2 separate regions of the Mus musculus genome follow, and region 2 is linked to region 1. A link is a loop called in an ENCODE intact Hi-C map of the cell type or tissue named here. Cell type or tissue: heart. All regions are shown on one strand. Each heading gives the region's core, and the rest is flanking DNA. Links, peaks and the distances in the headings are about the cores only.

Region 1 (15,797 bases), core at 3,658-11,657:
ATAAAAAGGTTAAAACATGATGCTCATTCCAAATTAGTTTTAACTTTTTACTAAGGCTATGAACTAACTACCTGAGAGTAAGGACATTATTTTTCAAATTACTTAGTTACTATAAACTCTTTCAAGACAAGATCATGACCCTTGTAAGACGGGATAATTGCCTGCAGCCCAGCACAATACACCACACACAACAGAAATGACAGAAGCAGCTTTGACAGAGGCTTCAGAAATCAACCACAGAACTAAATATCCGTTCTTACTGTCTCATAACAGTGCCTTTCCATAGCAAGCTAACAAAAAAAAATATATGGACTAATGAAGCCCATGTACAAAACTTTCACCGTCTGACAGTAGATTTAGTCAAGCTAATTCAAAATACAGGTGTGAACCCAGACATAAGTAAAGAACACTTCTCATTACCCATGTGTCACACATCCCTGTATACGCTACTGTATCCACAGCACTACAAGGAAGTGGTACAGGTTCAGTCTGAGCACAGCTGTCCCTCAGAATCAGCTTTCTGTATGTTCAGAGTGCTAGAATTTTTGCTAATATTTCTTGGCTAGGTACTTCTGAACTACTAATGCCATCTATCATGTCTTGGCACATGCTTACTGACTGCTCTGTAACTGATGCCTCGGGCACTCTTCAATATTACCCCCTAGCAACAACAGGATCAAAATGACAAGCTATTTTAGTTAGGAAATCATTGTTGCTGTGCACTAGATGACCCAGTTAACAAATAATTCACTGGAGTGGGTTATTATTATGGATGTACAGGGAATCGTAACTAAAACCCAAACATAATCTACCAGGTAGCTTCATTCCATTTACTGGTTAAATGACAAATGGAAGAAATTTCTTTGTCCTTGACAACTTCCAACCAACTGATCACTGATCAGCATGTTAAGGAAGCACACAATATATGCAGTTGATCCTTAAATTGCTAGCACATCACTAAGCCTGAGTTAAAAAAAAAAAAAAAAAAAAAAACTTTTAAAACAACAATAAAGCAGCCACTCGATTATAGCACAGAAGTCAATAAAAACTTGGTCAGATTCTAGTTGTAAAGAAAACATTCTAGTATCCATCCCAGTAGAGGTCGTTTTATATCAAAGAATAACATTTCTTCAGATGTCATACTTTGGAGAAAGACAACAAACAATCTACATTCAAACATATATCTAGTTAATAGATACAAATATCCTCCTCTGGCATAGCAAATGGAAAGGGGGCTGACTGTACCAGTCCCCGAACTGATTTAGAGATACTGTTATTTTAGCTAGTTTAAAAGGTAATGTTTTTCAAATGTTCTTTTTTTTTTAAGTCCTTTTTTCTAAGTTGGTATTTAGTACTAACATGACATTAATCTCCAATTATAAAACAAATTTACTCTTTGTTATATTGCGATGGGTTTTTTTTAACATGCAAATAATCTTCAGAGTTGAAATCTAAAATCATTTTGAATGTTACAGGCTACACGCTCTCAATCACCAAGAAACAGGTACAGTAATATTAGACGGTGCAACTTTTCTCCTCTAACTTTTCTTTATGACCATGAACCTGTAGTTTCTAAAGGTACATTTATTTGTAGTTGAAATCAACAATATAAATTTCCACACTGCTAGTTTCACACAGATGCTCTGTTATATCTAGAAAAGCAACCATTTCCTTTTTATGGTGCAGGCTCTGCTTCTTCAAAGCTCTTTGCACAAAGCAGACCCCCTCCCCCACCCCACCCCCAGAACCCAGCAGTGCCTGTTAATCTTGACTGATAGTAAAGAAACACTACAGACTCTTAACCTGGAAAAGCTACTAACAAAATACACTTTTAGTATACTACTCTTACTGGTGTAACTCAATCCAGGATCTTCCCCAACCATCCGAAAGCGTTCCCCATTTTCCAACACCTAATTTCTTATTTACAGAGTAAGAGGACCACAGAAAACACACTCTAATTTTCACAAGATGAACAAGTTAGACATCTCTGCCACGCATGAAAGTTTACACTGAATAATTTCTCATCCACTCACAGACACTTCCCCCGCCTCACAGAGATCATCTTTAGCAGTTTACTTTTCCTTTAAACACAAGTGAATTTCCACTCAAGCACCTTAGACAGTGATGGCAACCTTCACTTATGCCTCCCAGTCGGTTAATCCACAATAGTTTCTATGACAGCGCAGATGATGAGTGGAACACTGGCTATACTATACCCAAAGTAGCTGTTTTGTTGTTGTTTTAATTGAGAGAACAGAAGAGTAGCTTCCCCTCAGCTCTGAAATTTAACCTTCATTATCTCCTTGGCACAAATTCAATTGAGGAGGTGACTCTATGGTATTTAAAGTCATGCCTCCTAAAATAATTTGAATGTTGATTTTATACGGTAAATCTGACAACACAGGAAGATTCTTCCTGCACATTAACAAAAGCATTTTGTTCTTTTTTTTTTTTTAAACCAGCAGTAACTACAATAGCATCCACTGAGGACTTACTGTATACTAGTTATATTAGTTTATAAGGATCACTTCATTTAACCCCAGTACCAATTCTGAGATCAGAGCTAAGATCCCCATTTCACAGATGAGGGACTGAAAGAGAAAATTATCAAGATCACAAAGCTCAGTGATAAGTCACTAAGTATCACAACAGAGATGTTGAAGTTTTGAAATACAGATAAAAGTAACTTGCTAAGGGTATTAAAGCAAAAACATTCAAAGCTTTGCAACTTTATTTGAAGTACAAAGACAACAGACTGGATGCATCTACGGATCTTTGATCTTTTAATTAATCAGACAAGTAAAAAGCTAAAACATTAATTTTATAAAGTGGAGGCCTTTCCTGGACTCACTTTATCAAGGCAGCATGTAGCATTAATCCAATCTATATTTTATGTTGAGAGTGTCAAAAACTGACTGGGCTTAGAAGTCCTCAAACTCTTCTCATGCTGTCAGCTTACTCCAATTCTTTAAACTATATACTTCATAAGACCCTGAAGCACTTTGTTCCAAAGTTGCCACATTTTTAAAGCACAGTATTTTTCTCTAGCAAAGGTGAACTATGGACAAAAGGATACATTTATATTATCTTCACCAAAAGATAGAAATATTGTTTGTACTTTGTTTTTGCATTACGAAATGTCCATATGGGCACAAATGCAAAATACAAAGTCCCAACATCTGATAATGCAGGTCAAATTATATATGATGTTTTAAGAACCAATGAGCAACATCGATCATTCACAATGAATACATTTCAGGCTACCCCTGCTCACATTACCAGGTAAGCAAGAACTCTTACTTTGAGATAAAACACAGCAGACAGTTGTTAATGAAACCTTAATTGAACTGTCAAAGCACCATCTTTACCAGCAAGCTAATGGGAAACTCACGATTTTACACAACTGTCCAAGACTGGTAAATTATTCTACTAGTAAAATTCAGCAGAAAGGTAAATCGAGTTAGGTACTAAGTTGTTCGGTGATAAATCTGAATGGTAAAATACTGCATCATTTCTATGAATATTTCTCCCTGGCTGCATTGAAGACTAGTCACCCTCAAAATTATATTCACGTTTTGGCCATTAGTTAGTACCCCAAGGTGCATGTCCATGAAAAGGAAGGGAGTAGATACAATTCCTTATATAAACTATGCCCAAAAAATACTCCCAAAATAACTGACTGAATCTAAGTGAATATGATGCCCAGATAACTACATATAGTTTTGATTTAAATGATGTATCACTAGAAGGATTTGCTTAATCTTTTTTTTTAGTTTAGTTTGTTTGTTTGGTTTTTGTTTTTTTGAGAAAGGGTTTCTCTGTGTAGCCCCAGCTGTCCTCGAACTCAGAAATCCACCTGCCTCTGCCTCCCAAGTGCTGGATTAAAGGCGTGTGCCACCACTGCCTGGCCTGTTTAATCGTTCTAAAAAATAATTGTTTCACACATAAAAAGAACTTTCTAAATTAAAAAGAAAAACTATGTTTTATTAGGTTAAATGGTAAACAACGTCACCTGGAATTTCAGCACACTACTGGCAATTCATTCTGGTGTGGTTATCAAATCTCTAGTTTTAGCAAACTTAGGTCACAAGGCAGTTAAATTCCAAAGAAGCAATTCAGACATCAAGTCATCAATATGTAAATATAAAAATAGAAAAGCATTTGCATACTAAAAACACACCTGGTACTCCTCTCCCTTTTCAAACTAAATTGTATTTCACCTAAAACAGCTGATAAAAACCATTCCTGCCTGATTGTGAAATGAAATCGTATCAAAAAGAAAAAATTGGAAGACACTGCAAGATGGCAGCCATCCGAAAACCAAGGAAAGAAGCTCAGAAGGACTCAAGCCCACCGACACCTAGATCTTGGATTTCTATTCTCGAGAACTGAGAGAAATATATGCCTATGTTTACGCCAAAACAAAGCAGAACATCAAAAAAGCAGTAAGATGCCATAGCACTGTCCTAGGTACTGGAGGAAAAAAAAAAAAGTTCTTCTAGACCAGTGGTTCTCAACCTGTGGGTGGAGCCTCCCTAGAGGATTGAAAGACCCTTTCACAGTATCACCTAAGACCACCGGTAAACACAGATATTTACATTATGATTCATAATAGTAGCAAAATTACAGTTTCGAAGTAGCATCGATGGTAACTTTATGGTTGGGGGTCACCACAACCTGAGGAACTGTGTTAAAGGGCTGCAGCTTTAGGAAGGTTGAGGACACTGTCCTCTTCTAAACATGGTGCTACATCTCTACATTCCCAGCACTCAGAGGCAAGCTCGAGGCCCAGTGAGCTACATAGTTGAGCTCCAGGCCAAACAGAAACAGTTATATATTGATTGAGACTTTGTCTCGAAAAGTTACAAAACAAGTACTTTGTTATACAGGTCGTACCCTCAAGGAACTTACAGTGTATTCAGTAAATATGAAACAATTGAAGATGGTCAAAGTTACTGGTTCAAGGGGCTGTCTGCAAATTTCTAGAAAGGATTCCCACCAAGCACTGGTGGATTTTTCAGATACAAGCGATTCCTAATGTCCACTGCCAGGAGGTCTGACAGATGAGATGCTAGAGCACTCCCTTTTCATTTTTTCTACTCTTGCCATAAAACTGACGTTAAAACTTCTGCAAGTCACATGGCCTTTTGACAGAAAGGTAGTGAACTCGAGAATGCTAAAAAAAAAAAAAAAAAAAAAAAAAAGCTCCCTTTCTGTATCCCTTAAGTTTTCAGCATTGGACACAACCCCATCTTAAAAAAAAAAAAAAATCCAGATACTCAAAGTTTGTGAAACAATGACAAGAGTTAAAGCAGGAAACCAGTTTTCTCCTGCTCTCCTCCCATCCCCGCCTAGTTGGGAAACCCTCAAGGGTTAGGCAAGGAGTGGAAGTGCCTAGTGAATTCCCTGGGGAAGGTGCTCTGGAAGAGAAGAGGAAGGCAGGAATAGTCAGGTCCCCGAACAGTCACTTAGAAGAACCCATTATGGCTACACTCTTCCCCACCAGCAATCCCACAGTCCCTGGAGAAGAAGGAAGGCAGCAATAACCTCCTTGCAGGCTGGCTGAGAAAAACTGAACTCTACGTTGTTGGGTTTTTTGTTGTTCTGTTTTCGTTTTAAGGAGAATTAAGAATCAGCTCACTTAGGTGCCAAGACTTTAACTTCTGGAATCAGATAGCTAGCTATTACACAAATAATATCTAGCTGAATTTTAGCCTTCAAAACAAAGAAAGGAATTTATTTATAGGCAAATTTTAAAGATTTCTTTTTTGTGATGGGGACTTCCCTGGACATTAAGAATCTATGTTTACATACACTGAAAATCTGAAATCATCTCTCCACCCTGGAATTGTTAATCCTTGGGAGGAAAAACTAAGAAAAAGAAAAGCTCAGCTCATTCTATATAGGATAGAAGTAAATGCACTATAAGCTACCAATCTTCCTATGGAGGGCAAGTTGACAAAGACGTTGCATTTAACAAATCTTTAGACGTTTAAACATATCTGACCATTAACAAAAGTCAAGCAGCTTCATTTGTTAAAAGTACACTTCCCACCATAGCAGCTGGCCAATAGTCAGCAACACATTACATGGAATGTGGGCCACTGCGTAGCTCCAGTCTACTAACCTCATTTGTGCTACTCATGTGTGATGCTATATTTAATGCATTCTTATCAGAAGGCTAAGCTACAGACTTCCCAACTTAAGCTTTATGGTTTAAAATAAAACTACTCAAGTGATGATTTTTAATGGGTTTAACAATGAAACCTACCTTTCTTCCCAGGGCCAAGATCACAAAACAAGGTATGAAAAGATATAGTGGGCAGGAAAGTTGACTGCATTAAATATATTCTGCTGAGGACTAGTATAAAGCAATCAAGCTGGGGGTCAGCTGTTGACACCTGCTGTAATTGAGCAGCCAATCCAAACTACCACACTTGAGATGGCCAAGGTCTTTGTAGGAGGTATTTCACACATTTACCTGCTGATCTTACACTCAGTAGCTCTCTGAGTGAGGTTCTTGGAAGGCAAGTTCATCAGTCTGCAAACTTGTGTCACTCTGGAGAAAATGCTCCACTACCATTTGACATGACTCAAAAAGCACGGGCCTAGAGTGCCAGTGCACTAGGCCTCATCGTCATCCAGGAGGATGGCTCCCTCAAGTTGAGTGGAAAAGCTCGCTCTACTTTGGTCAAGATGGGAGTAAAACCAATGAAGCATGGCTTGCCCCGTAAGAACCATGTGGAGTTGTGGTTTTGATACTCACCAGACAACGCCAAAGGCTCCATATCCAATTGGTCTATCCGGCTCAATGTCCAGCTGCTGTTGCGGATGATGCGAGTGCTGATGATGGTGCGCCTTAACTGTAGCAGCTGCAGCAGCCTGTACCTGAGCTGGGGCTGCTGCGGCTGGCCCAGGAGCCTGACCCGGTGCCGGGGATGGGAAATATGGCTGTTGTTGCCCAGGGTTTAACATGGCTGCGGCTGCAGCTGCTGCGGCGGCTGCCGCAGCTGCCGAAGACGTATGCTGCTGGACTGGGTGTACGGCAGCAGCCGACCCCGGATGAAGGTGGTGTTGAGGGTGGTGGTGGTGGTGAAGGTGAGGAGGAGGAAGGTGTGGAAGGTGGTGATGATGGTGGTGGTGGTGACCTGCTGCAGCTGCAGATGTACCGCCATTGTAAGCCGCCATCATTTTTGCGTTGGCTCTTGTGCCACAAAGAGACATTCAAAAAAATGCCCTTTGATTGGAAAGCAAACTGGGTCAAGCTGTCATTTGGCCATTTAAAAAAATGAAGAAAAACCACTCACTCCACCTCAAAAAACATAGAGCGGAACTGGCTTTATGTCTTCATCGGTCAATCCAGACAAGTTTGACAATCTTGGGTGTTCGATTTGGGGGTGAGAGTGTGTGGAAGGGTATGGGTTGTCAAAATAAAAGTTAAGAACATAAAATAAGAAGAAAAAAAAAAGGAAAAGAAAAAGGGAAAAGGGCCCCTTCCCCCCAGGATTCCTGCCACAAGTGGATACTAAAACTCCATTCTTAATGGGGGGGAGGTTCCAACTTTGAATGTGGGAATAAAGGCCAAACCTCCCGACCCCCTGAACTCCGCACACGAAAAGGATCTGGTAACACGCCACCCTTGGAATCTTGTAAGAGGGTTGACTCATCTACCCCTTCCATTCCCACATCCTTTTCTAAACACCTCCCACCTCCTCAAAAACACAATTAAAAAAAAATTCCAACCACTCTAAATCAAAAAAGATGAGGGGAAATTATCAGGGAAACCAGCTTCCAGCTTCCCTCCCCTCGAACTCTCAGGCCTTCCTACATCGCCCCCTACTCCGAGTCTGGTTGACCTGATTGGGGGGACTGAGGAGATGTACCAAACTTTCCTAGGCAGAATGAGCCAGGGAAGGAGGCTGGAGGAAGAGAGTGAGGCGAAGAGGCGACAGGCAGGACAGAAGAGGAGAGAGAAAACCCCGGCAAAAGTGAAGGGAAGAAGGTGCAGGGAGGGAATGAAAGAGCGGTGGGCAGTACTCGGACGCCCAGACACAGGGAACCGCCCCGGAGGAGGTTAGGGTCCCGGGGCCAAAGAATAGGAGCCCCGGGAAGCGGGCGGGGGACGGTCGGAAGCAGGCTGACTCCTGCCCCCGCCGCCGCCGGCTTGTGCTGAGGAGGGTTGGGGGGGAGAGCGGGTGGGTCCCCCGCGCGACGGCCCCTGCAGGGCTCAAGGCTGCTCCGTCTCCCCCCCTCCCCCCCACCCGGCTTCCGTGCCCACGGTCGCTTTCTCCACAGCCGCCGTGACCGCTTTCTCTTCAGCCGCCGCCTTCTCAGCCGCCGGTGCCGCCGCGGCCGGACTCACCTCCCCTAGCAAAGCCGGATAGAGCGGAGCCAGCGGCGGACACGCGCAACCAGCCGCCGAGGCCCCGCCCCCGCCTCACACTGACCGGCTGCCCTAGCCAATCCACGCCCACCTGTCCGCGTCCGCCTCCAATCCCTGGCCGGAAGCTTCAGACAGGCGCACTGGTCGACCAGTGGCAACCAGGTGTGGGTCTCCTGGGGAAATCCCGCCCCCGGTTCAGGATGGGCAGACAGACAGACCAATAAAAAGGCAAATCTTGGCCTGACCGACAAGACTGAAAGCCAATTAAAAATCAAAAATCTCCGTGACTTTTTTTTTTTTTCTTTCGCCTCTCTCCTCTTTTCTTTTTCTTCTTTTATTTTTTTTTTATTTTTTTATTTTTGGAAAGAGCAGGAAGCTGCGTGCTAATCCCGCCTGCAAGAGCTAGAAGAGAGGGGCGGAATGAGGAAAAAAACCAATCACGAGCCAGGAACAAAGAACAGAGAAACCAATCCTTGGGTTGAAGACTAAGTGGGATGGAACTGAGTACAAATAGATATATAATTGGACAAATGGGGGAAAAAAGATTGACATAGGTCCCGCCTTTCGTATGTCCCATTGGATAGCATTGTGGAGAATTTGCTGTCATATCGGAGACGACATCTTCAGGAGGCGGGGCTAAGAGAGAGGTGTGGTTTTGATGTGGGCGGGACTTAGGCGGAGAAGGCGGAGTCTAAATTATCACTGGTCCATTGATAGGAGCCATCTACAACTCTTTCTAAGGTACAAGATATGGGAAAAAATAGAAGGAGCAAAAAGGCATGTTAAGCTTCAAAAACTCAAGGTTTCGTAATACGAAACAAAGTAGACTCATCAGTTAAGCTTGATTTTGACCAAAAAGAGGCTTTATTTTCAGTATACCAAGACTGCAAAATTTATACAAATTAAAAACCAGGGGAAAAAAAAAACACGTTAAAGCCCCTAAACAGTAATAATCTCCCAAAGTTTTCTGGTCAAGTAAGTTCCATTCATTGAAATTTTACTAGAAGAACATCATTCTTTGATATTACTTTGCTTAACCTAAATTTATTCTTAAATACTAGGCTAACAGACATTCTTTTCAATAAAACTGTGTATCAAAACCTAGAGGCCATTTTTGATTCCTCTTTTGCCTGTCCACTCTTCCCTTTCCTATCAAGAAAGTAGTCTTAAACACCTTTGAGCTCCTCTCCACTTCTACTCCTCAATTTGCATTACCTGACTGTAACACCAATAGTGTATTTAATGCATCTCCCTGCCTACAGCTCCCTGATGGGCTGTTGAGGACATAGTAAACTTTTCAGCTCCCATCATCTGTAAAAGGTGAAGTACTGCCTGTAAAATTGTTGGTTAAACCAAGAAAGAAGGCATAGAGAAATTTCAGCAGAAAATATGAGCCCATGAAAAAAATCCCAGGATCATATGAACAATGATATATTCCAAAGTTCCAAAGTTCCAAAGTTCAACATGGTTTTGAAATATAAGGAATTGACTTGGGTTGAGTTCCAGAGAAGTTTGTCATTGACCCGTGTTCATAGAAATATGTAGCCAGATGTTGCGGCACATGCCTTAAATTCCAGCACCTGGGAGGCAGAAGCAGGTGGATCTCTGTGAGTTCAAGGTCAACCTGCTCTACAAAGAAAGTCCTAGGATATCTAGGGTCTCAAACCAAACAAATATAAATATGTGTAATAAAGAATAAACAAACAAGTAAATAAATAAGAAAAATAATTTGGCAGTCTATTTTTATCTGAGGTTTTGGTTCCTACGATTTCGTTTTCCATAGTCAACTGTAATTCAAAAACATTCTGTATATATTCCAAAAGTAAACACGTTTTAAAAGGTACACCATTCTAAGTAGTGGAATGAAATTGAGACTTGGTACTTCCAATCATCAGATTGACTCCCACAGTACTGCAGGGTTTATGTCCAAACAGCCTTACAGGACAGTTTACGATTGCCTCACCAAGCCCAAGTCATTTCTCCTCGCTTCATCTTGTCACATCTCCATTCATCACATGAGACACTGGGAGAACAGTTTTGAGATCAGGGACACAAACCACGTCACTTGTATTACAGTACACAGAATGCAACCTGAGCAACCTTATTCTGAAAATCCAGAGCTGAAGACATCCCAGATCTAAAACTTTTCAAGGGTCAACAGAACACACGAGAGGAACAGCCCATCCCTGACTTTCTATGACAGATCAGAGCACAAATGTGGGTGTACTGGGACATTACTTTCCTCCTTGAAGTTACCTTAGAACCCTATAAGGCATATAAGGGTTCTATGAAACATAAATGACTGTGAGTTTAGAGTTGGATCCCATCCCCAAGATGTCATTATATATGTAAATTTGTCAAAATTCGAAGCACAAAAATCACAAATCTGAAATACTTTGGATCCCCAGAACTCCAGCTAATGGATGTTCAACCTGGTCTAGCTTATACTTATTCTTATTGTGCCTAATTTATAAACAAAAACATTATCAAATACATGTATGAAGAGGGAAAATAGTATCTGTGGAACTTAGCACTATTCACAGTTTTGGGCAGTCACTTAGGATTAGTGGAGAAATAGTGTACAAGTCTGACCCTGCCTCTAGCCTTGAATAAAGTCAATAAGCATAAAGAGGCTGCCATGAGTTGGTCCTGTCTGCCTCAGGCCCTCCATCTCACTTCCACCCTCTCTGCTTGAGGCAGTCTACATTTCTCTCAGTTCCTCAACCACACTGATGTCTTGAAACCTTCATGGCTGATTTTCAGCTTAAGACATCCCCAGCCGTGCTCCACTCCTCCCCAGCCACGCTCCGCTCCTCCCCAGCCACGCTCCACTCCTCCCCAGCCACGCTCCGCTCCTCCCCAGCCACGCTCCGCTCCTCCCCAGCCACGCTCCACTCCTCCCCAGCCATGCTCCACTTCTCCCCAGCCACGCTCCGCTCCTCTCCGGCCACATTCTGCTCCTTCTCAGCCACTTTCCGCTCCTCCCCAGCCATGCTCTGCTCCTCCCCAGCCATGCTCTGCTCCTCCCCAGCCATGCTCCAATCCTCTACGCCATCCTTTCTGCTCCATGTGAGTCTCAGATTTTCTTTTGGAAAGCTTTTTACTACCCCTCATCTAGACTATGACTCTCCATTATATATCTTCATGACACTGCCTCCCTTGTAGCACTGAGAACTCTATTCTAATTGCTTATTGAGTTTGACCAGAACAGAGAGCTTGTCTGTCTCACTTATATTATATACCCAGTTCATACGACAGTGCCAGGGGAAGAAAAAAAAAAAAAAGCGAAGACAGTGGAGATCTTCACGACTTACTGAGGTCAGGAAGAGTCAGTACAAACCGGAGACCTGCCGTTTGCTAGCTCCGCGATTCTGGCCATTTAACTAACCTTTCAGTCTCGGTTGCCCCCGCTGAAGTAGTGCTATGTGCTTCATTAAGTTGATGCGAGAGTGAAATGAAGTGACATACTGAAAAATGCTTACTTAGCAGGGAACAAACCTTCAATATTCGTTAATTCAGTTCTCCCCTCTCTCTCGCCTAATGCTTGGGATACTTTGCTACCTTTCCCGTGGATGACAGTCTCCTTTAAAGCATAGTTTTGAGAAGTCTCTTTAGCACATAAGGTCTCTGGTTCTGTCCAAATCTATTAAGTTAGGTTTTGGATGGGAAAGAGCTGGAATCTGGTTAACAAGCCCTTCAAGTAAAGCGGCCCTGAAGTTGGCAGGGCCCTGGTCCTGAGGACAGGGACTTAAGTCTTCTCCAAGGTGAGATTCAGTGTCTGGTGCAGGGACTTTTGGAGGTACCTCACTGGGGCACTGGTAGCTCCTCACAGATCTGTACATCTATTTAGAACAAGAATTTCCAAGCGAACTGAGCATACTCCAGGTGCTACACAAATTAGACTCCTTGGAGAAATGCGTACACTTTCAGACGTGGTCTTATACTGAGTATCAAGTATCCCAGCACTCAGGGAGCTAAGGCAGAAGAATTGTGAGTTCACCGTCACCCTGACATAGGGAGACCCTGTCTCAAAACAAGAAACAAACAAACAAACAAACAAAACTCTAAGAATCATCATAAGCTTTGATTTCTAGTTTGTAAAATATAATTTAAAATGTTTATTTGGAGTTGGGCAAGGTAACTTGTGCCCATAATCCAGGAGACTGAGCCAGGAGAATTACCACGAACAAATTCAAGACCAGTCAGAGCTCCAGAATGAGACCCTGTCTCTAAACAAACAAAAAAACAAACAAATAATAAAAAGCAACTAAAAAAAAGCTAAAGAAACATGTAAAATTATCTGGATATGTTTTATTTAACTTGATATACCCAAATTATTGTAACTTTAATATGTGATCAAAATTTGAAAAGGGATACACACATATATGATTCGAGAGCTGTGAAATCTAGTATTTTCACTCACATACAACACTCAGTTGAGTTAAAAGTTCAGTTTCAGGTGACACGTGTCTGTAATCCTAGATGTTCAGGGATCTGAGCCAGAAGGATCACTGGGATTAGGCCACCCTGGACTACATGAGAAGTTCCAGAGCAGCTCAGACTATATGGGGATAGCATACCTCCTCTCTCCCTCTCCCTTTCCCCTCTCCCTTCCCTCTCCCCCCCCCTTTCAGGTTCAAGTCCTTCCTTCTTCTAGTCACCTTTCATACATTAGTTATCTTCAAGTGCTCATTAGCCACATGTAGCTAGCAGCTACTTCATTAGACAGCACAAATCTAGACCATGGGGTTGAAATTTTGCTCTGCCCTCCCCCGACTTCTTCATCCGTGGTGATCAAAGAGGCGATCCACAGAAAGTACATAGCCCGGAGCCTCTCGGCTCCTCATCAGTAGCTGTAAGTGGGATGGTTAGTATTAGTATTACAATCCAAGGTCAAGTATCACAAGTCAGATGAGAATCATGCTGTGGGCTCTGCTCAGCTCATACTCCCAGCATTCTATCCACATAGGGTGCCTGTCCCCTTAAACATCTCACCAGACAGTACAGTTTCCGGCCCTTTCCATCCTATTCCATTTTCAGGAGCTGAGCATGATGAACGAGGAGAAGTCGGAAGTGAGTCAGCAGGATAGCACTTAGAGCCCAAAAAAGCAAGCAGGACATCAGAATGCATAAGCAGGAATATAATGTGCAGGAAGTGGGAGATGATCTTCCCTTTCTTCTAAGAACTGGCTCTCCTTAAGAGCTGTCTGCAGCCTCTTTGTACAGCATGGGCCAGGCTCTGGGAAACTAGGGAACAGCAAAGAGAGCTCTCCCCTCTCCACAGTGCTAGGTGCTCAACATCACTTATCCCGTATAACACATCACCAATACATCCATTCTGCAAATAGAGAAGCAGACTTGGGGAGCCTCAGGGAAGCTCATACAGCTAGTGGGTGACAGCTGGGACTCACTAGCTCCCATCATACCACCATCCTTTCCACTGTGTGCCACAGTTGGAAGGAATAGTCAGTAGGGAAACAAAGCCACAGAATAACGGGGGTAAAGGAAAGAACATCCAGAAAGGGATTTCGCTTTGAAGCAGAGCAGCCTTCCTTACCAGATACATGCAATGTTAGCACTTTTGCTCAGAGCCCTCATTGGTGGTCAGGTAGGACCACCTGGGACCTTGGCAGCCTCACCCCTTCTGGGTCCTACTTCCATTAAGTCCAGGCTTATATCCTTCTGCCTCCCAAGTTGTACTCACAGATCCCTCAGGAAGATGTTCTCTGCTATTAGGCTCTCTAAATCTGTCCCTTTACTTGAAGAATTTACATGGTGAGTCTGCAGCCTTGACTGGAATCATATGCTGTGGCATTTTTTTCTAGCCATGTGACCACGGGTGTAATAACACTTTTGAACTTTGGTTTCCTCGTCTGTGTGGTGAAGAACACAAGATGGAGATTATTTAGTGACATCAGTGTCTGACTCAATATAGGCAGCCTCCTGCCTCATCGCTCCCCCTCACTGACTCGACATTTCCCACAGCCGTCTCTATCTCTAGGACTCTTGGCTGTGTTTGGGGAGTTGGCTCTGGGGATGAAAGGTGATAGTTAGATTTTAGTCACTTGTAAACACTTCTCGCTGGGCATTGTGGCGCATGCCTTTAATCCCAGCACTTGGGAGGCAGAGGCAGGCAAATTTCTGAGTTCGAGGACAGCCTGGTCTACAAAGTGAGTTCCAGGACAGCCAAGAATACACAGAGAAACCCTGTCTCAAAAAAAAAAAAAAAAACAAAACAAAAATACACTTCTCCTCGTCTCCCTTATCCATTCTCTTATTATGTTCAGGTCTTCCATCAGCTTTGTGACAGGGTGATAAAGCTGTCGCTACCAAAATAAAGCTGGAGACACTGGAGTGTGAGCAAGGGTGCAGACCTGTGAGACATTTGGCAGTGCTGCAAGACAAAGGGTGGGTCCAGGGTCAGATACAGAAGGCTCTAGAAGAAAAGCCACAGAGATCCAAGGAAGATTTTCTGATTGACAGGAGAGATATGGATGGAGGCAGGGATGGAACACAGCACAAGATCAGGAGATAATAGTAACTAGGACCAAAGATGGAGACTGGTTCATAACAATGTGCTGGGGACAGGGAGAGACCAAACAAGTTCCAGATCATTGCTGCCTGGGCCTTCTTTGCAACCACAGCTAACCCTTCATCTGCCTTAGTCACACAGCCTCTAAGTCCCAGGACAATCCCCTCTGCGTGTGTCTGAGGCCCTTGGCCTCATCTTACCTCTCTCTACTATTTAGCCCTGATCACATGCATCAGCCGATCCCCTACAGTTTCTTTTTAGGTAAATCAGAGATCATAAATGTTGTTAGTTAACGTTACTTTTGTTTGGTTTGTTCTATTTTCGCTTTGGCTTGGTTTGGTTTTTGAGGTGGAGTCTCATTTTGCCCAGGCTGACTGCAATCTATGCAGCCAAGACTGGCCTGAACTTCTGATCCTTCTGACTTCACCTGTCAAGTGATGAGATAACAGGTATGCACTACCATGCCCGGTTTTAAAGTGACTTTAAAGTTGAGGAGATGGCTTAGTGCGTAACGCTCACAAGGAGCTCATGGATCACCAGAACCCAGATAAAAGCTGGAGGTGGTGGTCCGAGTACCTGCAACCCCAGCACTCACTGGAGGGAGACAGGTGGATTCCGGAGACTTGCTGGCCAGCCTGTCTACCCAGTGAAGGAGTTCTGCAGTAAGTGACAAGTCCCATCTCAAACTCCAAGGTAAAGAGAGACTAAGGGAGATATGGGATGTCTTCTTTTTCTTTTCTTTTCTTTTCTTTTCTTTTCTTTTCTTTTCTTTTCTTTTCTTTTCTTTTCTTTTCTTTTCCTTTCCTTTCCTTTCCTTTCCTTTTCTTTCTTTCTTTCTTTCTTTCTTTCTTTCTTTCTTTCTTTCGTTTTTTTTTTTTGTTT
Region 2 (15,797 bases), core at 4,302-12,301, 54 kb after region 1:
CTGGAGGTGACAGGTTGGGTGGGTTGGGGTCAGCTTGGCAGGCTACCAATGGGACAACAACAGTGCTTTGAGAAAGCACTAGTTTTTAAATTCATACAACACCAAGAAGATTGCCCATCAATTAAAGCCACAGATATTCAGCAGCCAGCTTAGCAAACTAAAGATTATTTTTAACTGTGCACACCAGACAGCCGGGCTGGCTCCTCTGGCAGCTCTGTCAATCTCAGCAAATCTGAACTAGAGTCATGGGAGGTGACAGCAAGGGAAACAGTGGGTCAGGACAGCATCCCCCCTGGGTGTGCAAACAACTGAAGGAAAACTTTCCGAGGAGGTTGACTGCCCAGCAGGGACCCATCACCAATGGCACTGTGTGCCTTTCTGCTAGAGGTACCTGTCCAGGCATCACTCCTTCATTGACGGAACAGTCATTGGCCTTTCTGACTCATGGGTATTGTCACTGGTTCTCAGATCTGCTTTGAGGAACTTAAATGTGGACCCTCATCATCTCTAATTTGACTTTTGGCGGTTTTCAGAGCCTGGCCTGCATCTTGTGGTCATGGTTAACCCCCTATTTGGCTGGAGTGTCATCATGCACAGGTCTTCTGTCATCTGTCTTCCCAGCGAAACATGTTGGTCGGCTTCCTGCTCTCTCACCTCTTTCTTTCTCAGGGTCTGAGTCAGAAAGCCTAGAGTGAAGCCCAAGTGCTGAAATTTGAACAAATCTGACAGGTGGGGCCATGCACATAGCACTGGTCGTCTATAGCCTGGCTTCTTAAACTGTAAGTTGTGAACACACATGGAATCACGTGACTGAGTGTGGGCCTAAAATATGGCAACAGTCAAGTAATACTGCAGTGTTACTGGCCGTACTCAGCTGTGTTTCCTTGCACACCTTCACTAAGGCCTTGGTTCTAGATCCAGAGCACCTAGATGCATGGTACTGCTCGAGTCTCATCCCACGTGATGCTTGTGAGCACTGGCCCCAACACCTCAGCTCAGATTTCAGACCTGTGGATGCTAGGAATCGTAGAAATAGGAAGATTTCTGGTCTTTACCAGAAAGTAAAAGGTTTAATAGCAGAAAGCCATTTAATGTTTCTCCCCCATTGCTCCTCAGCACGCAAGCACCAAGTTAGTCTATCTTTGGGTTGAATTGTGTCAGAATGTACAGAATGTCAGGGTGTATGGCTTTAAAGATTGTTGCTAGTGGGTTGATGAGCAGATTCAACAGATAAAAGGGCTTCGTGCCAAGCCTGACAACAAGAGTTCAATCCTCAGGAACCACAGGGTGAAAGGAAGAAAAACCCACTCCTGAAAGCTACATACATGCACATGCAGACACACACACACACTCGCACACACACACACACACATGCACTAAATGTAAAAAAACCTCTTAAATTGTTACCTGAATTGCTGACTTGAGTTTCATTTAAGGAAATTATTAAATGGCTCTGCAATTGTAATTAGGATGGAATTCTCAACAATTTCTGAAATGGTCCTAAGCAATATTTTTGCCATTTTGAACCCCGTGTTTTTGCAAAGTGGTATTCTCAGCATTGACAGTTATAAAATCAAAGTATCAGTTAACTTTGAAACATGTTTCGAAGATGTTCTGTGTCTGATGTCTGCAACATCAAATACTCGGCCAAGATGTAATTCTTTTTTTTTTTTTTTTTTTTGGTTTCTTTTGAGACAGGGTTTCTCTGTGTAGCCCTGGCTGTCCTGGAACTCACTCTGTAGACCAGGCTGGCCTCGAACTCAGAAATCCGCCTGCCTCTGCCTCCCAAGTGCTGGGATTAAAGGCATGCTCCACCACGCCCGGCCAAGATGTAATTCTTGTGTAACAATAAACAAACACACTCATCTCATTTGTATGCATGCATCTTTAATAAGTGCTTAAATTATGCGAATACCAAAGAATTGTTTCAAAATAAATTTCTTAACGATTAATTTCAGCAAATTATTTGTCTATATATTGTTGGTTTGTGTGTGTGTATGTGTGTATGCATGTGTATGTGTGTGTGGGGGGTATGCGAATGTGAGCCAGTGTTCATATGTAGGAGGGGAGGTCAGAGGTCAACGGTAAATGTCAGGAACCTCCTCAGTCACTCCCTGCCATTTTTTTTCCTTTGAGTCAGAATCTGTCCCTGAAGCCAGAGCATTCTGATTCAGCTAGGCTGGCTGGCCAATGAGCTCCAGAGAGCCTCAGTTTCCCCATCCTCAGTGCTGAGATTACAGGTACCACAGTCATGTCTGGCTTTTTATGTCAATGCTAAGGCTAGAACTCAGGTCTTTATGCTTGCATAGCAAGCCTTTGGCCAGTGGAATACTTTTCCTACCATATATATATACACCTGGGGTCATGTTTTCCTGGGTAAAAAAGAAATCTTTTTTTTTTTTTTTTTAAAGATTTATTTATTTATTATATGTAAGTACATTGTAGCTGTCTTCAGCCACTCCAGAAGAGGGAGTCAGATCTCATTAAGGATGGTTGTAAGCCACCATGTGGTTGCTGGGATTTGAACTCTGGACCTTCGGAAGAGCAGTCGGGTGCTCTTACCCACTGAGCCATCTCACCAGCCCAAAAAAGAAATCTTGAGTAGAAAAGGGTTAAGAAGCCCTGATCTACAAATCATACTGCAGACACTTCGCTTCGCTGGCTCCACAAACGTTCCCTTTGGTATTTCCATTACTGCTTCAAGGGCACTTTCTTCTTTTGTGATGGCCTTTAAGGTCATGCAGAAGATAAATATAGTTTTCAGAGATTAATGAGATATATTGTCCTTGTGAAGAGCCGAGGCCACATGGGAAGAAATCTTGAGATTGCAAGTTCATTGATGAAGAGACGTGTTAATTATTATTATTTGTATCATTAGTGTGTGTGTGTGTTTACAGCTCGTGTGGCAATCAGAGGACAACTTTGTGAAGTTAGTTCTCACCTTCTACCTTTATTTGAGCTCCAGGGATCAAACTCAGGCAGGTCCTCTGGCTTACATGGCAAGCACCTTTTCCAGCTGAGCTATCTCATCTACTTCCTTTTCTGTTTTAAACAGCTAAACTTTGGAATAATTTCTAATACAGAAATAGCTAATACAGTGTCGTTGCTGTGTGGATTTTTAACATTCTTTTCTGATTTGGGCCTACCCCAAGGCCCCAGTCAGCCTAGTGGTGACTACAACTGGGAAGCTGGGGGGCTGTTGGGGGGTGCTTGGGTTGGAGGAGAGTGTCGGAACCAGCAGGAAGTAACTGTGATGACCTCATTGCTCAGAGAATGGGGGTGGAGGAGCACAGGGCTGGAAAATAAAGCGACTCTGTCATACAAGGCCAGCTGGCCTGAGTAAGTTCTCAGTAACATGCTTGGACTAAAAGTGTAAAAGACTGTGGGCTTCCCTTTGCCAAGACGGGAGCTCCTAGCAGGTTACAAGGGAGAGGATGAGACTGGAGAGGGAATTAGGGCAGCCACACTAAGACTGGAAGCCGCTGTTACAATCTGGGGACCCAAGATCTTGAACAGTATATTTTACTTTCTGGATAATCTTGAAGATGCATGGAATAATGTACCTGAAGCTTTATAGAACTCACCCAAGAGGCAAGGGATAACTGTAGAAGAAACTTTTTATGGGATGCACATAAGTGATTGATTTTTTTGTCCTTATTCCTGGAAGAGGGCCAAGCTGAGGGTCTGCCTATGTGCTGATGTCTGTGTGAGTGGAAAACGCCAGCTAAGTCCTCCGAAGTGGGGCTGTGGAGACCAATGTGGTGGGTCTCTCTTAAAAATAAAAGACCCAGAGGTGTCCAGAGACCACCTCTAAACAGAATTGGAACCACAGAGAGTTTGACTGCAAAAGCCCCGTTCCCTATTGAACATGAAATAAGCCTTCAGAGATAGCTCGTTCCATTTTGATGTGTGTACTGCTCAGGTGAGACTGAGATGCAGCCCAGCCCTCTTTTGACGCACAGATACTCTTATTCAAAGAAGTCAATGAGCAAAAATAGACAAACGTTCTCATCTAGAAGTCATGACTCACAGTTCTGCAGAGAACTCTCCGAGGAGCAGAACCCAGTTGGGTGGATTCACCTCACTGATGTCAGCAGTTTCACACCGAGGAGAACATAGTAGGCTAATGAGCTGAAAAAATGGTTGATGATATCAGATGAGAAGTGACTCTTTAGAAAGGACACGAAAGTTTTGAAGAAATCATAGAAAATCCCAGACCATAAAAGATACTTGGTCACAGGTAGACATAAAGATTTTTAGAACGGGGCGTAGCAGTGTATGCCTTTAATCCCAGCACTTGGGAGGCAGAGGCATGTGGATCTCTGTGAGTGTGAGGTCAGCCAGGTCGACAGAGAAGTTCCAGGACATCCAAGGCTACACAGTGATACCCTGTCTTTAAAAAAAATAAAGAACATTTGTTTGGAGCTAGAGAGATGACTCACTAGATAAAAGCGCACATTGCTCTTGCAAAGGACCTGGGTTCAATTCCCAGCATTTATATAATGGCTCACAACCACCTGTAACCTCAGTTCTAGGGGATCGATCCATCAGGTACACATACATGCATGTGAACAAAATATTCACACAAAATACATCAATAAGTGAAAAAAGAGAGACTTTAAAAGGTGTTAGACATGGTTTTATATATGTATATCTTTAATTCCAGTGCTAGGGAGACAGAAGGAGAAGTTTGAGGCTAGCCTAGTTTACATAGTGAGTTCCAGGACAGCCATGGCTATATAGAGAGATCTTGTTTCCAAAGAAAAAAAGAAAAAAAAATTAATGTGAATAAGATTACTGTTAAGAACTTGTATGACTACTTCTTTCAAGACTTTCAAGGGTTATGCATCTGAGTCCATCATGTCTTTAAAGTATGCACACTTTCCAATGTAGCTCTAAAATTTTTGAAGATGGTAAGAAGTACACAGTCCATACAGAAGTCCTTTTCAGAGATAGGGTTACATGTCACGATGTGATGTCATCTATGTGATCAGTCCCTAAAGTGCTTACTCATCTGTTTGTCTACCTTTGTGACAGTGCGTCAGCCCATGCTAGTTCAACTCGTTCTGCAACCTAGGATGGCCATTTACTTCTGACCCTCCTGCTTCTACATCCTGAGTTAGGATTACAGGTGTGTGCCATCATCCCTAGTTTATATAGAGCTGGTGACTAAACCTGCGGCTTTCGGAGTGCTGGGTAAGAACTCTACCAACTGAACTACATTCCCAGCCTCAAGGAAAAGTATTCAGTTAAATCATATACCTCAGGGCAGTGGTGGCACACACCTTTAGCCCCAGCACTGGGGAGGCAGAGGCAGGCAGAGCTCCATGAGTTCAAGGCCAGAGTGGTCTGTCTATACAGTGAGTTCCGGGACAGCCAGGACTATACAGAGATACCATGTATTGAAAAACAAACCAAACCAAAGAAAAAAATAAGGCTCTCTTCTCTTTCCTGAGCCAATGTTCAGAGCCGATATAGTCTGCCCTGGCTTTCTGAGTTTAAGGTTCCAGTTCCTTTGCTCAGGGAAATGGATCATCAATGTTCCAATAAGCCAGGTTTTGGAATTTCCCAGGCCATTAGATAGACTTGCGACTGTGGTGACTTGAGAAGAAGAGAGTTCTCAGGGAGACACTTGGTCTTCCCTAGGAGTGGCCCTCTAACGTCTAGGACCAGAGCATACCTTGTTCCTATCAAAGAATGTGGTTCCTTACATTTTTGTTTGTTTCTTTGCTTTGGAAACAGGGTTTCTCTGTGCAGTCCTGGATTCCTGGAATTTGCTCTGTAGACCAGGCTGACCCCCGACTCAGAGATCCACCTGCCTCTGCCTCTGGATTTCTGGGATTAAAAGCATGAGCCACCATGCCCGGTCGGGTTCCCTAGATTCTTGCTGTAAAACTTACTGGGAGATTAATAACACTTGGTCAAAATCCATTTTCTTCTGGCCCCAGAGCCCAGGTGTTACCAATTCCCTGATTCTCCCAGAGATGTGCCTTCTGGTTTTGCTCCTTTCTCATAACTCCATCCTCCTAGGCCCGAGCAGTGTAAGTGGCCGTTTACCTCAGGGAAATCCTACTCTGGCCCAGCGTGCATTGTGGGCATCACGGAGCTCTGATTTTTGTTTCCTTCCAGGGCTTCTCTCATCCTAAGGCCCAGGATCTGTAGCAATATATCTCTGGAGTCCCAGCTGCACCCCTAAGCCTGCAGAGCCCCTCTACTGCTCAGGTGTCGGACAAAGTAGACCTTGTTACCTTAAGAGGAGGTGAGTGTGAGAAGCTAAAATACCACTCTCTCACAGGCTCACTGTCACTGAGGTGGGCACACTGCCTGAATAGCCTTGAGCTAGGACTCTCGTCTGAAAGGCCTTTGGAAGCAGTGGCCTAACCCCGTGTGGCTCCAAAGTCAGGCTGAGCTTTTCCCAAGCAAGGCTGTGATCCTTTTCTGTCATTCTCCTATTTCTGCCTCAAAGCTCCGCTCCTGGAGGCCTTGTATGAAAATCAGAGTAACTTGGAGATCTGCTTCTACATGGGGGATAGAGGTAGAGTCCATGTTTATTTACCTAGTGCTTTTACCCTGGCATGGAAGTCCCTGGAGAGTGGGTCAGGGAATACCAATAAAGGAGCTGCCTGCTGCTTCTCCACAAACAAGTTAGCCAACCACCTGATGGGCCAGGTGTTTGAAGGTTTGTGAATGCCTGGGAACAAACCTGGAAGACAAGCTACAGTTCCCATCATTCCACGACATTCCACCATATTCCACACTGCAGAAGGGCCATTATTACAGAGGTTGCCATCACAGACCAGCAAAAACAAGTCATATTCCCCAGCTGTCCCTCTCCTTCATTTTAAAGTGTGGGATGACTCCATCTCCAGTTAATTTCCCAACTCATAACATTACCTCAACTATGAGTTTGACCTCACCTTCCTATTTTTCTTTCATTCTTCCTTTTTTGGTTTGAGGCAGGGTTTCTCTGGGTATCCCTAGCTGTCCTGTAGATCAGGCTGGCCTTGATCTCACAGAGATCCAACTACCTCTGCCTTCCAAGTGCTGGGATTAGAGGTGTGAGCCACCAGCATTCTCCCTTTCTAAGGCAGAGTTTTACGTAGCCCAGTATAATTTTAAACTGACATTGAAAATCTGATCCTCCTGCCTCCACCTGACTGCTGGGATTGCAGGTACATGCACTATACCACCAAGCTGGTTTATGCAGTGGTAGGTACCAAACCCAGGATCTCATGCATGCTAGCATGCATGCTAAGCGAGCATTCTACTAATTGAGCTACATGCCTAATCTCTTTCTCCTATTTCCTGATGTGATAGGCAGGTCTAAGCATCTGCTGTGTTTTTATTGGTGCCTGACACGCGTAGGGGAAAGTCTGTTGAGAGCATGAAGGGTTAAATGACTCCTGGGTCCGTGGAGTCCCAACACCTCCTTTCCTTGCTCACATTTGTTTGTTAAATTTGAGATAGGGTCTCACTCCGTAGCCAAGGCTGGTCTGGAACTCAGGATCCTCCTGCCCTCAGCGTGCTCAGCCTTTCCCCCTTGACCTTCAAGAGGCTGGTCACTCTTCCGGATGCTAACAGCCAGGACAAAGGAGGCAGCTCTAACACAACTGTCTTATGATTTAGGGAAGTCCACTATGTGGGAACTTCTGGGGATAATGAAGTATGATGATTGTCCTTTTAAATGGATACCCACAACGATAAGCAAGATCTCACCATAAAGGTCCATTATCATGAGATGATGGGTAAGAATCCAGAGAGCTGAAAGACAGAAATTCTTACAGCCGTTATCATACGTTTAACATTCCCCAACTCATACTTTGCCTATCTTTGTATACTTCTTTTTTGTAGAAATTATAGTGCATCTATAACCTTGTTATCTTCTATGCTGCCTAATATGAACCTTTACCCACATTGTCATAAACCCCTTACAAATATGTTTTAGTGGTTGAATAATAAATACTCCATTGTATGGATGTACCATGCTTCACTAACCATTTCCCCAATATTGATCAGTTTCCAGTATCTCTCCTACTGTAACTTAGAAATACCATAAGGCAGACTCTGGTGCGTTAAACCTTTCCTATATTTTATTTGCATAATTTTTATTATACAAAATAAGATTCTATGTTACACATTCATACTTCCCCTAAGGGTGCAGTTCTATTCTTTAACTTTCCTGTTGGCGACCTGCAATGGTCCATGCCTCAAATGCAGCATCTTCTCAAAGGGCAAAAGCTGATGCAGCCAATTCTAGAAAGCTCTATATGTCCTGCCCACATGGAAGCTCTTAGCATTATTTGAACAAGGGCTGCTGGGGACAAAATGACAGCATGTCATTGCAGTCACCAATGACATCCTCTGCCAGCACAACCAGTCCTCCGAGTGGAGACACGCCATCACAGCAACTTGGTGGAACGATACCCCAGGCCTCCGATCATCCTGGTCTTAGGTCCGGCCTCGGCCAGGGCCTTAGGGGATCTCTGTATCCATAGTATAAATCTGAATGAGATCAGACACAATATTGTCAATGATTGGCTTGGTAAGGTCATCACTAAATACCTGCCACCAAGGCTTCTCGGCCTCACCCTCTGCAGGCACCTCGACTCCATAGACCTGCAGGGCCAGGTAGAGCACAGCCACGGCTAGGTGCTGAGCCTGGAAGCGGAGGCATAGCCCCCCGTGGTAGCTATCTCGTAGCAGAGCCCAAGCTGTAACTGAGATGGGGGTTCGTTGCCAGCTGTAACGATTCAGCCAGTTCTTGAGGGAAATCAAGTAGTGCAGCAGGTACTTGTGTGGATGCTGGAAAGAGACTTGGAAGCGCAGAACTCGTAGCATAAGAAGCTCACATTGTACAATGCTGTCTCGTAGCTCCCAGAAGCGGGAATCCAGCTCCAATGGCTCACTGCCCGGGTTAAAGTACCTGTGCGACACGTTGATGATGTCACGAGTACGCAAGTGTTGCTCCTCCACTTTGCCGGCCAAGTAAATGGAAGACATGGCGACCAGGTAGAGGTCATATGCGTCCAGGTTGATCTCGCAGAAGAACTTATGGTAAATGGTGCAAGCGGTGGCGATGGGGATGGACTGCATGCCTAGCTTGACGCCTGCCTCCATGATAAACCGGGTTACTCGGAAGTGCACCCTCGCCTCGGGAGCCGGCCTCTCCTCGGCTCGCGGCGCCGCCGGCCCGCTTTCGCAGCTGTCTGGCCGAACAGCCTCCATGAGGCCCAGCAGGCCGCCCCGGAAGGAGAAACGCTCCGGCGCGCCGAGGCCGGCTCCGGGGGTCCTCGCGGAGGGGGCGTGCCGTCAAGCGGCCACGCCCCCACCCGTCCTGCCGCCACGCCCACCCTGCTCGGCTTTTCCTCCTATATTAAAAGATAGGCACTCAGGAGCAGCTTGGTGGAGACGAGGAGTGCTATTTTTAAGACATCTGAGAAGATACTACTTTTGATTTAAGGGGCTTTTTCACTGTTCCTGAGAATCCAGGCTATGGAAAGGATGAGAGTCAACTCTCACCCTGGCATTTGCCTCTGTGACCCTGGGGGCTTTGGTTGATCCTCTACATCTCATTCCTTAGGTGCAAGTTGGGGTGGTTGGCTGTCCCCTCCTCATGGAGCTCTTGTGAAAAATGAACGAGTGATGTAGGCAGATCAAATATGCTCCATAAGTTTGGCTTTGATGATTATTTTTCTGAGTCAGGTTTTCTACATTTAACCCAGACTGGCCTTGTACTCTTGATCCTCTTATCCCAGGTGTGCAACACCACACTCAGCGATATTTTGTTTTAATTGAAAAAGAAAGGAAGGAAGGAAAGAAAGAAAGAAAGAAAGAAAGAAAGAAAGAAAGAAAGAAAGAAAGGAAGGAAGGAAGGAAGGAAGGAAGATAGATACATCAGGACATCAGGACAGGGGTTTTCTATTGTAGCCTTGGCTGTCCTGGAACTTGATCTGCAGACCAGGCTGGTCTCCAAATCAGGAGATCTACCTGTCTCTTAGGATTAAAGACATGCACTGCTGCCCACCCCCCCACCCCCCCCCCCATCCTGCTACCATCACCCAGCTCATGACCTTTAGCTATTACTAATTTGTTTTGAGGAATCTTTCATTTTCATTTATGTCTTTATATATCTGTATGAATTAAGACTTTTGTAAAGTGGGAAAAAACACCCTAAGCCATAGGGATTCCAAAGAGAGGTATATGCATTAGACGATGTACCAGACATGGATTTCTCAATCTTAGCGTTCTTTAGCCCCCAAGAAAAGCAGTACCCCACAACTTCTACATTTCTCATTTGGCCACTTGTAGCACACGGTTATCTTCCTCTTTAAATGTTACCGATTAAGACTACATTCTCAAATTTTATTTATTTTTTGTTTGTTTTGTTTTTGGAGACTGTTTCTCACTATATAGCCCAGGCAGACCTGAAACCTGTTATATAGATCAGGCTGGCCTCACAGAGATCTGCCTGACAAGTGCTGGGATTAAAGGTGTGAGCTTTCACATGCTGTGGAAGACACTATGTTGGTAGTTCTGGGGACAGATAGAATCCAGCACATTACTCGTGAACTAAATGCCCTGCCCACTTCAGTATGATTTTTTTTTTTTTTTTTTTTTTACTATGTCAGAGGATCTTATTGAAAACACATCAACAGTGGTGGTATAACTTGAGAGGGAAAACGAAACTGTTTCCAGAGCTCTGTAGAACCCTGACTTCTGTAGGAGCACACTCTGGTAAATTGAGACTGTCCATCCTGGGTGCAGTGGCCTGCGTTAGCCCTCAAGGCAGAAGGGCAGAGCAGCCAGTGTCTGCTGCAGCTCCCCCTCCCCCAAAAGCAGCTGTAAATCCATTTCCTGTCTTGTAATTATGTCTCTTGTAGTAATTAGCCCCTTCATATCAATGAAGCTGAATTTCCATGGGTAATGAAATGAAGCCCCAGTGTGTGAGACAAATGAAATGTGGCAGGCAGGTGATGGCCTTGCAGATTTCCTTGGGGACAAAGGAAATGACCCTTCATGTCCAAAGGCCACTGTGGGGGTGAGGGTGGAGGAAGCAAACAGATCTCTGTGAGTTCAAGGCCAGTCTAGTCTACATAAACAGTTTCTGGAAGGCCAGGGCTACATACCAAGTGTTTAAGAAAAAGGTCTGAGTGCACAAGGATATTTCAAGACCTTGAAGCCCTAAAGCCAATACAGAGCCATGTCTGGCGGAGTGTATTTGGGCTTTCCCTGTACTGCTGGGTTGAGTGAGGCTGGGTGTATAAATGTAGCCTCATGGCCTTGAGAAAGAACTCAGTCTTAGAAATAAAGAATATCACCCTCCATCTCTCTCTCTCTCACTTTCTTTTTGACACCGAGTCTTTCTATGTAGCCCAGCATTGGCTAGCTTGGAATACCACATGTAGACCAGGCTAACCTTGAACTTGTAGAGATTTGCCTGCCTCTGCCACCAAGTGCTGGTATTAAAGGTGTTAACCACCATACCTGGCCCTCTTATTTCCTTCTTCTTTTTTTTTTTTTTTTCTTTTTTGTCCTTATCCTTTCCAGGCTTCTCCGTGTTGTCAGCCTATTTTGGGGACACCCATTTCCCTTTGGCTTTGCAGTGGATGGAGTGAAGCACACAAAGTGCACGTAAACCGTTAGGAAAACTAAGAGCGAGGATTAGATCCTTATTTCTTTTCCTGCTCCTCCTCCTCTCCTCCCTCCTCCTCCTCCTCCTCCATTTGTTTTTCGAGACAGGGTTTCTCTGTGTAGCCCTGGCTGTCCTGGAACTCACTCTGTAAACCAGGATGGCCTCAAACTCAGAAATCTACCTGCCTCTGCCTCCCAAGTGCTATAATACAGGTATCTACCATCATGTCTGGTTAGAGTTCTTTTCTTCCTTTTCTTCATGCTTATTTTATCCTCTGCCCAGGGTCTAGTTTCTCTCCAACTTCCTTTTTCCTTTTTCTTCCTCTTTCCTTTTTTTTTTTTTTTTTTTTTTTTTTTTTCTTGAGACAGGGTTTCTCTGTGTAGCCCTGGCTGTCCTGGAACTCACTCTGTAGACCAGGCTGGCCTCGAACTCACAGAGATCTGCCTGACTCTAAGTGCTGGGATTAAAGGCATGCCTGGCTTCTTTCTTTCTTTTTTTAGACAGATCTTGTATAGTCCATGCTGACCTTGAACTCCCTACCTTTGCCTCCTTAGTGCTGGGATTTCAAGCATGAGCCACCATACACATCCAGTTGTACCCTTTTCTCCCCACATATATATATGGGGAGAAAATAGTGTGTGTGTGTGTGTGTGTGTGTGTGTGTGTGTGTGTGTGTGTACTATGTGTAGGTGTGCATGTCTGCATGTGAGCACAGGTGCTGGCAGAGGCAGCATTAGATCCCCAGGAGCAGGAGTTACAGACTATGTAAGCTGCCTGACTTGGGTGCTGAGAATCAAACCCAAGTCCTCTGGGAGAGCTGTAAGTATTCTTTACTGCTGAGCCATCTCTCCAGTCTGCAGCTTTTTCCTCTGAGATGTTCTCAGTATGTAGCTGGTCCTTCCAAATGCTGGGATTATAGGCATGCATGACCCTAGCTGGCCAGGCCCTGAATCCCCGAGAAAGCTCAGCCACTGATTAAGTCCCTTAGATCCTTGATCTCTAAAAGGAGGACAAGGGTCACTCTCATGCATACCTCACTGAACTGAGGAAGAGGTAGGGAGTTCCTGGCTTTTCAGAGAATTGTCTAGGCAAGCTTGTCCATCTCTACACACAGTGTCATCTCTACACACAATCACAACATGCAACATGTTCCTTTATCTGCTAGAAATGTAAAATTATCAAACAGTAAAAATGTTATGCCCATTACTTTGGATATTAAGGTTCAGTTCATTGAAAAGAGAGACAGAGAGAGAGAGAGAGAGAGAGAGAGAGTACAACAAGGCTCCTAAAGAATTAGAAGTTCCAGAAAATTCCAGGCCAGGTGTGAGAACAGGCTGGAGCCTTGGAGCCAGAGGAAGAGTCTTCTCGGAGGAGAAGATTTATCTCAGAGTTCCACAAACTTATCTCAGAGCTAAATCTACATATGCATATTTCCTGGCTTTTGTTCCATCCTTTTTATAAATTGTAACTCTGCTGCTGGCAAGGCTAGGAGAAGCTAAGAATTTCTCTCTCCCCAGCTCTGGCCAAAACAAATCCTTTCCTTTCCCAATTCCCATCTCCCAGTTTTTTGGTAAAGAAGTAAGCAAGGGTGCAGAGATCTCAAGAACACTGGTGCTGCCTTCTTACCTTCTTAGTCTAGACCCCACTTAGACCTCGCACATCCAGACATTCTGTGAGGAAGGTATTGCTCATCCTATATATAAATCAGGAAGTTGTGGGACTGGAGACATGGCTCAGGGGTTATGAGCCCTAGCTGTTCTTCCAGAGGATCTGGATTTGATTCCCAGCACCTACATGATAGTTTTCAACCATTTAATTTCAGTTCCAGGGAATCTGATGCTTTTGGGCCTCCGAGGGCATCAGGCATGCATGCACAAGGTGTACAGGCATGCATGCAGACACTTGTACATATAAAATAAAATAATTTATAAAAAAGAACAGCCAGGGCTAGGCAGTGGTGGTGCATGCCTGTAATCCCAGCACTTGGGAGGCAGAGGCAGGCGGATTTCTGAGTTGGAGGCTGGCCTGGTCTACAGAGTGAGTTCCAGGACAGCCAGGGCGACACAGAGGAACCCTGTCTCAAAAAACCAAAAAAAAAAAAAAAAAAAAAAAAAAAAAGAACCCCCCCCAAAAAAAAAACTCAAACAAACAAAAAAAGAACAGCCAGGGAGTAGTGGTGCTCTCCTTTAATCCCAGTACTCTGGGGACAGAGGGAGGTGGATTTCTGTGAGTTTGAGACACATAGAAAAAAGCAAACCCTCTCTCAAAAAGCCAAAAAGCAAACAAAGCAAAACAAAAACAAAAAACAAGTGAATAAAGAGGTCACCCATGGTCTAATGAATATTAGATGAATATTATATTTTTTCTTGAGACCAGAATTAATGATTACACTTTGGTGCATGGTATGTGTGTGTTTGCACAGACCAAAAGACAACCTTGTGCGTTTCGTCTTAGATGGTATTCTTCAGGCACTGTCTACCTTTTTTGTTTTTAAGATAGCTTCTCTCTCACTGGCCTGAAATGGTGAAGGTGGCTGCTCAGAGACTCCCAGGGGCCATCTTGTTTCCACTTTCCTAATACTGGAATTACAAGCATACAAGCATGCACCATAACTCTCTCTTTCTCTCTCTCATGTATGTATGTATGTATGTATGTATGTATGTATGGGCATGGGTGTAAGTGAAGGCCAGAGGTTGATATCCTTGATTGCCTAGACCAATCCTTGATGGCTCTCCATCTTAGTGTTCTGAGTCAGGGTCACTTACTGAACCTTGAATTCATCACCTCAACTAGGTTGACTAGTCACTGAGCACCAGGCATCCACCTGTCATTGCTCCCAACCCTAGAGTTACAGACACAATCTGTCATGGTCCTTGTGTTTGTAAGGCAAGCACTTTACTGACTGTGATGGTTAGTTTTAATTGTAAAGCTAACACAATCTAGAATCACCTGGGAAGAGAGCATCTAGATCAGGCTGGACTGTCTCAGAGGATCATGGAAGGAAGGTGGTGTTTGCATTTGTTGATGTGGGAAGACCCAGCCCACCTTGAGTGGCACCATTCCCTAGGTTTGGGCCCTGGACTATATATAAGAGTGGAGAAGGTAAGCTGGATAGTACTTCATGCACTCTCTCTCATTCTTCCTGTCTCTTTTCTTGCCTATGGATGTGACCAGGGCCTCAAGAGTCTGCTGCCTTGACTTTCCTGAAATGATGGACCAGAATCTGGAATTACAATCAGAATGAAGCCTTTCTCCCCTAAGTTGCCTTTTTTGTCAGGGTATTTTATCACAGCAACAGAAATAAAACTAGGACACTGACTTAGCATCTCCCAGCCCTGGTTAAGCTGTTTCTAAGAATTTGGGCTTTTGTTTATGTTGCAGACACATAGTCCTGGATTCATACACAGACACCAATTTCTCCAGCTTACTGTTGTATGCTTTTCATTATAGCTTTGGCGAAAAATGGCCTAATACTTGAAATGAGTAAGCTCCGAGTTTCATCTCTGCAGGGCCCCAGGGGGGCTGACTTCTCAAGCTGCCTCCTCAATAGAGCAGAGAAAGCCTCAAAACAGGGTGTCCCTTCCCACCCAGAAAACCTTGAGGTTTTGTTTTTTTTTTTTTGTTTTTTTTTTTTTTCTTTTTGGCAAAGCTAATAACATCTACCTTACAAAATTGTTGCTAGTATGAAAATAAATGTTTGCACATACAGGACAGCGCTGGTGGCTGGGATGTAATTCGGCTCTGTATTTTGTGTCTCCTGTTGCGTGTACACACCCACATACCTAGCATGGGAGAAGCCTCGGGTACCATTGTCAGCACCACATAAACCTGGTCTTGATACACATGCCTGCAGTCTGGGCACTTTGGAGGGCAAAACTGGGGGCAGCCTGGGCTACAAGAGACCTTGTCTCAAACAGACAGTAGTGGGGGCATATTCAGTACTTGGTAGCTGTCATTTTTACCACATACCCCAATCAGCTATCCCATGAAGTGCTTATATAAAGCATAAAACACACAAATCTCATCTGCATGGTACTACAACTCTGAAAAGTGAGTGGCAACCTGGGCTGGAGGTAAGTTCAAGGCTAGCTTACCTTACATTCAGACTGTCTCTCAACACACATACACACACACACACACACACACACACACACACACACACGAG

What was found. Peaks named below come from ENCODE experiments on the same cell type or tissue, not always from the same donor. Only the 100,000 strongest peaks of a DNase experiment are listed, where the experiment ranks them.
Region 2: it touches region 1 in a loop (2.5-fold over the local background); 6 of 42 quality-filtered maps call a loop at or near these places.

What each region holds. Positions count from the first base shown.
Region 1 is chr11:78,689,043-78,704,839 of GRCm38, forward strand. Nlk (nemo like kinase) reads right to left here and starts at 8,383. Exons shown (of 11, transcript NM_008702.3): 1 at 6,767-8,383. The coding sequence starts at 7,224. In heart, for the core only: no CTCF peak of the experiment used is centred there; DNase peaks (open chromatin) are centred at 5,399, 8,499 and 8,929; H3K4me3 peaks cover 3,418 bases; H3K27ac peaks cover 1,783 bases.
Region 2 is chr11:78,742,438-78,758,234 of GRCm38, forward strand. It overlaps Ccnq (cyclin Q), which reads right to left and starts at 9,292. Exons shown (of 1, transcript NM_197989.1): 1 at 8,069-9,292. The coding sequence starts at 9,225. The coding sequence ends at 8,473. In heart, for the core only: no CTCF peak of the experiment used is centred there; a DNase peak (open chromatin) is centred at 9,254; H3K4me3 peaks cover 1,499 bases; H3K27ac peaks cover 1,238 bases.